2 separate regions of the Homo sapiens genome follow, and region 2 is linked to region 1. Evidence: read pairs that join two places in POLR2A ChIA-PET (ENCODE). Cell type or tissue: IMR-90. All regions are shown on one strand. Links, peaks and the distances in the headings refer to the core of each region. The heading gives the core; the rest is flanking DNA.

The links. ChIA-PET counts read pairs that join two places held together with the same protein. Peaks named below come from ENCODE experiments on the same cell type or tissue, not always from the same donor. Only the 100,000 strongest peaks of a DNase experiment are listed, where the experiment ranks them.
Region 2: POLR2A ChIA-PET joins it to region 1 with 12 read pairs; 4 of 35 experiments call an interaction of 5 or more read pairs at or near these places.

What each region holds. Positions count from the first base shown.
Region 1 is chr19:5,171,794-5,174,697 of GRCh38, reverse strand. No RefSeq gene overlaps it. Among named protein-coding and RNA genes, the nearest start is that of PTPRS-AS1, 4.5 kb to the left of the region's middle. RefSeq lists a silencer at 562-753 and an enhancer at 835-2,034. In IMR-90, for the core only: no CTCF peak of the experiment used is centred there; a DNase peak (open chromatin) is centred at 1,367; H3K27ac peaks cover 362 bases.
Region 2 is chr19:5,267,650-5,270,553 of GRCh38, reverse strand. The region is part of intron 4 of PTPRS (protein tyrosine phosphatase receptor type S); the gene reads left to right. Among named protein-coding and RNA genes, the nearest start is that of PTPRS, 72 kb to the left of the region's middle. RefSeq lists an enhancer at 1,142-1,642. In IMR-90, for the core only: no CTCF peak of the experiment used is centred there; no DNase peak of the experiment used is centred there.

The sequences.
Region 1 (2,904 bases), core at 285-2,784:
TAATCCCAGCACTTTGGGAGGCCAAGGCGGGTGGATCGCCTGAGGTCAGGAGTTTGAGACCAGCCTGGCCAACATGGTGAAACTCCATCTGTACTAAAAATACAAAACTTAACTGGGTATGGTGGTGGGTGCCTGTAGTCCCAGCTACTTGGGAGGCTGAGGCAGGAGAATCACTTGAACCCGGGAAGCGGAGGTAGTAGTGAGCCGAGATCGCGCCACTGTACTCCAGCTTGGGCGACAAGAGTGCGATTCCGTCTCAAACAAAACAAAAAAACTTTGTTTTGGGGGCCACAGAGTAACTTGGGGAGGGTGGGTGGGGTCAGTCCAGAAAGGCGACCAGCTTGGGGAGCAACCAGAAAGGGCCCTTGCTACCCAAACACAGTTTGCTCGGGAACCACAAATCCCACACTGCTTTATTCAGCAAAGACCGCCCACATTTATCTTCTCATCTTCCAGTGAAGAAAACGACAGACATTACAGCAGCTCCATCACCCTCATCAGCTGTAGGACAAGCTGGACCGTGGTGACGAGACTTTGCTCTTTTCCCTTGGAAGGATGTTGGCATTCCTGGAAAAAGGTGCTTATACGTGTTTTGTTTGTTTGTTTGTTTTTTAGACGGAGTCTCGCCCAGGCTGGAGTGCAGTGGCTCAATCTCGGCTCACTGCAAGCTCCGCCTCCTGGATTCACGCCATTCTCCTGCCTCAGCCTCCCGAGTGGCTGGGACTACAGGTGCCCGCCACCACGCCCGGCTAATTTTTTGTATTTTTAGTAGAGACGGGGTTTTACCGTGTTAGCCAGGATGGTCTCGATCTCCTGACCTCGTGATCCGCCCGCCTCAGCCTCCCAAAGTGCTGGGATTACAGGCGTGAGCCACCGCTCCTGGCCTGTTTTTGTCTTTTTTTTTTCTTTTGAGATGGAGTCTCGCTCTGTTGCCCAGGTTGGAGTGCACTGGGGCAATCTTTGCTCACTGCAACCCACACCTCCCAGGTTCAAGCAATTCTCGTGCCTCGGCCTCCTGAGTAGGTGGGATTGCAGGCACGCGCCATCACACCCGGCTAATTTTTATATTTTTAGTACAGATGGGGTTTCACCATGTTGGGTCTCAAACTCCTGACCTGGTCAGGCTGGTCTCAAACTCCTGACCTCAAGTGATCCACCTCCCTTGGCCTCCCAGAGTGCTGGGATTACAAGCCTGAGCCACCATACCCAGCCCTCACAAGCATTTTTGAAACATGAGTTTTGAGATGATATTTCTTTGTGACATCAATAACACCACCCACACCCACAGCGGTTATTTCAGGCTTGTGTCGTGGGGAGGTTTTCAGTTACTAGCACAGCCTGGGGCCATCCCTTTGGAGCTGACAGTCTTAACTCTGAGGACAAACTGGGGTTTCTGGAAAAGAATGAAGCTTTTGCACAAATGGCTCAGTCACCAAGGGTGTGACCTTTCGCTGATTCATCATGATTTTCTTTTCCTGTTGGAGACAGAAATGGATGATTCACTGTGGAGTATATTTAAAAATTCGATCTAAATGCTTCCGATAAGATTATTTGCAGGATTTAGAAAATTTTTATTTTATTTATTTTAAGACAGGATCTTGCTCTGTCACCCAGGCTGGAGTGCAGTGGTGTGATCATAGCTCACTGCAGCCTTGAACTCCTGGGCTCAAGCGATCCTCCCGCCTCAGCCTCCCAAGTAGCTGGGACTCAGGCATGCACCATCACGCTCAGCTAATTAAAAAAAATTTAGTACAGACAGTCTTGCTATGCTGCCCAGGCTGACCTCAACCTCCTGACTTCAAGTGATCCTCCCTCCTCAGCTCTGTGAAGTATTGGGGTTACAGGTGTGAGCCCCATCACTCTCTTTTTTTTTGGAGACGGAGTCTCACTCTGTCATCCAGGCTGGAGTGCAGTGGCGTGATCTTGGCTCATTGCAACCTCCACCTCCTGGGTTCAAGCTATTCTCCTGCCTCAGCCTCCCAAGTAGCTGGGACTACAGGCGCCCGCCACCACATCCGGCTAATTTTTTGTATTTTTAGTAGAGACGGGGTTTCACCATGTTAGCCAGGATGGTCTCATCTCCTGTCCTTGTGATCTGCCCTCTTCAGCCTCCCAAAGTGCTGGGATTACAGGCGTGAGCCACCGCACTCGGCTTTCTTTCTCTCTTTTTTTTTTTTTTTTTTTTTTGATACGGAGTCTCACTCTTGTTGCCCAGGCTGGAGTGCAGTGGTGCAGTGGTGCAATCTGGGCTCACTGCAACATCTGCCTCCCAGGTTCAAGCGATTCTCCTGCCTCAGCCTCCCAAGTAGCTGGGATTACAGGCATGTGCCACCACACCCGGCTAATTTTGTATTTTTAGTAGAGACAGGGTTTTACTATGTTGGTCAGGCTGGTTTTGAACCCCTGACCTCAGGCGATCTGCCCACTTTGGCGTCCCAAAGTGCTGGGATTACAGGCATGTGCCACGACATGAGGCCTTTTTTTTTTTTTTTTTTTAAAGACAGGGTCTCATTCTTTCGCCCAGGCTGGAGTGCAGTGGTGTGATCGTAGCTCACTGCAGCCTCAAACTCCTGGGCTCAAGTGATCCTCTTATCTCAGCCTCCTGAGTAGCTGAGACTACAGGTGCCCACCACCACGCCCAGCTCACTTTTTGATTTTTTGGTAGAGACGAAGTCTTACTCTGTTGCCCAGGCTGGTCTTAAACTCTTGGCCTCAAGTGATCCTCCCGCCTCAGCTTCCTCAACCGTTGGAATGCCAGGCATGAGCCAGCACACCTGACCTGGTTTTTCTCATTTATCAACATCAAACGTAAGAGAAGAAAAAGCTGGGTGTGACCCCTGACCCAGATCTCAGCAACTGACGCTGAGCTAGATGGATGTAGAAACGCAAAAGATTAAACATCAA
Region 2 (2,904 bases), core at 134-2,633, 96 kb before region 1:
AGGATCACTTGAGCCCAGGAGTTTGAGACTAGTCTGGGCAACATAGAGACCCCATGCCTCACTGTCCAAGTCTCTACAAAAAGAAAAATGTAAAACTTAGCCTGGTGTAATGGGGCCTGCCTATAGTCCCAAGTACTTAGGAGGCTGAGGCAGGAGGATCGCCTGAGCCTCGGAGTTCAAGGCTACAGTGGGCTATGATCATGCTACTGCACCCCAGTCTGGGTGACAGAGCAAGACCCTGTCTCTAAAAGGGGGGTGGGGGGGAGGGGGAAGAAAAGATAAAAGCTCGCTATTGTGGTCTGGAAAGTCTTAATACTTTTCTAACAAGAGACCCCACAATTTCATTTGCGTGGGTCCTGGATCCCATCCTGCTGGGGGATGGAGGAAGGAGCGGGGGCGGAGTCAGGCCCACCGTGGCCCGCCCTGCTCTTCCTAGCAGATAATTTTGCCCTGACCTTTCCCAGGCTGGGACAGAACAACCTGCCTTCTCTTGCCCCAAGCCAGCCTGCACTCTGAGCACTCAGGGTATTAAAAGGACAAGCTGTGAAGCCATCAACTGCCCGGTCCCCCGGAGTCTGGGAAAAAAATGCCCCCTGCGCCCATCCACACTCTTTTTTTTTTTTTTTTTTTTTGAGATGGAGTTTTGCTCTTGTTACCCAGGCTGGAGTGCAATGGCGTGATCTTGGCTCACTGCAACCTCCGCCTCCTGGGTTCAGGCAATTCTCCTGGCTCAGCCTCCTGAGTAGCTGGGACTATAGGCGCCCACTAGCACGCCCAGCTAATTTTTGTATTTTTAGTAGACACAGTGTTTCGCCATGTTGGTCAGACTGGTCTTGAACTCCTGACCTCAGGTGATCCACCTCCTCAGCCTCCCAAAGTGCTGGGATTATAGGCGTCAGCCACCGTGCCGAGCCCACACCCTTTTTCTCTCTCCTCTCCGGCTGCCTGGAAGGGCCTGCTTGGGCTGGGAGCTCATTCTTCCTGCTGGGGCCCGGGGCCTTGGATACCCTGACCCGATCCCACCCACCTTGCCACCAGCCCTGAGCTCCGGGCACCTCCGGCCAGTCCCTGGCAGTTGGTGGGGGACCATCTGGACTGCCAGGGCCACTCCCTGCCTTCCTCCTCCTCTGCCATCTGATTGTGGACCCCACACACGCCTCCTGCACTGTTGTTTTAATTAAACTCCGAGGAACTGGGCAGAGTGTGGTTCGCGATGTACGTTTTTGTTTAATTAGGTGTTCTCGGTAGCGTCAGGCGGCCGAGACCTCCCCCTGCACCCTGGCTGGCTGCTGTCCACACACGCTTATGGGGACCCCTGCGGGGCCACATACACACGGGAATTGCTCACGTGTGGACACGTGGGCACGGGCAAGCGTGAGCACATACATGCGGCACACATGTACCCACGCATGAATGAAATACAGGGTTCCCTCGTAGGCACACGAGCATGCATAGACACACAGGGGGATGCCGACAGACCCAGCTGTGGGCACCAAGACCAATTGAGTGAGGCCCAGTCATTTTGGCCCTCATCTCCGATGATGTCATCAGTAGCCAATCAGAGCCACTTTCAAGGTCGTCCAGGTCCCTGGCCCAGGAAGGATGGACAAGAGGCCTGAACTGCCTCAGACGGCATCCAGCCATGCCCCCTTCAGGGCCCCGATGGGTTCAGACCTGGTTGAGTGGAGGGCTTTTGCAGCCGGTCCTGCTCAGCTTCTTCTGAGCTCAGCCAGGCCTGGGTTCAAATCCTTGCTACATGCTGGCTGTATGACCTGGGACAAGTGTGTGACTGCCTGTGCCTCCGTTTCCCCCTCTATGGAAAAGGCTTGGAGGAGATCACAGGTTCCGTTGCCTGCGCTGCGCCTGGGATGCTGTTAGTGCTCAGGGCTTTCCACTGGGGCTTTTCCCATCCAAGCAGTGACCCCCGAGCTGGAACTGCCGCTCTCTCGTAATCCTGGGGAGGCAGGGATTGATTCTGGCTTCCCCTCCCTGGATCCTGCCCACCTCTCCCTTGCCCCATCTTGGCCTCCTGCCCTCCTGCTGCTTGCCTGGGGCTCAGTTTCCTCCCAAGATGGTGGCCTCCTGCCCACCTCTGTCCACGGCCACCCACCCCTGAGCCCCATGTCCCATCTGGGCCTTTGTAAGCAAATACATGTGTATTCTTTAAACAAACAGAAACATTGTCTACGCCAGGAAGCAGCACACTTTTTCTCCAGACCACCAGGAAGTAAATATTTTTGGCTCTACAGGCTGGACGGTCTCTGTCGCAGCAACAACCCAAAACTCTGCCATTGTGTTGGAAAAGCTGAGAAACGAATGGGCGTGGCTGTGTGCCAATAAAACTTTATTTAATTAATTAATTAATTTATTTATTTATTTATTTTGAGATGGAGTCTTGCTCTGTCGCCCAGGCTGGAGTGCAGTGGCGCGATCTCTGCTCACTGCAAAGTCCGCCTCCCGGCTTCACGCCATTCTCCTGCCTCAGCCTCCCGAGTAGCTGGGACTACAGGTGCCCGTCACCAAGCCCGGCTAATCTTCTTTGTAGTTTAGTAGAGACGGGGTTTCACCATGTTCACCAGGATGGTCTCGATCTCCTGACCTCGTGATCCACCTGCCTCGGCCTCTCAAAGTGCTGGGATTATAGGCGTGACCCACTGTGCCCGGCTGATAAAACTTTATTAATAAATACAGCTACAGGGCTGTTTTTGCGGCCCTTTACCCCCTCCACTCCAGCATTCCTACCAGATGCAGAGGAGCTGCCTATTTCTTGGTCTTAACAGCACTGCGATTTGTCACTTTTTTGTCACTTGTCCGTTGGAGTGGAGTTGGGGGGGCGGGGGGGCACGGTTATTAGTCTGCCCTACGTGGCTGTTTCCTAATCTCTTTTTTTTTTTTTTTTGAGAC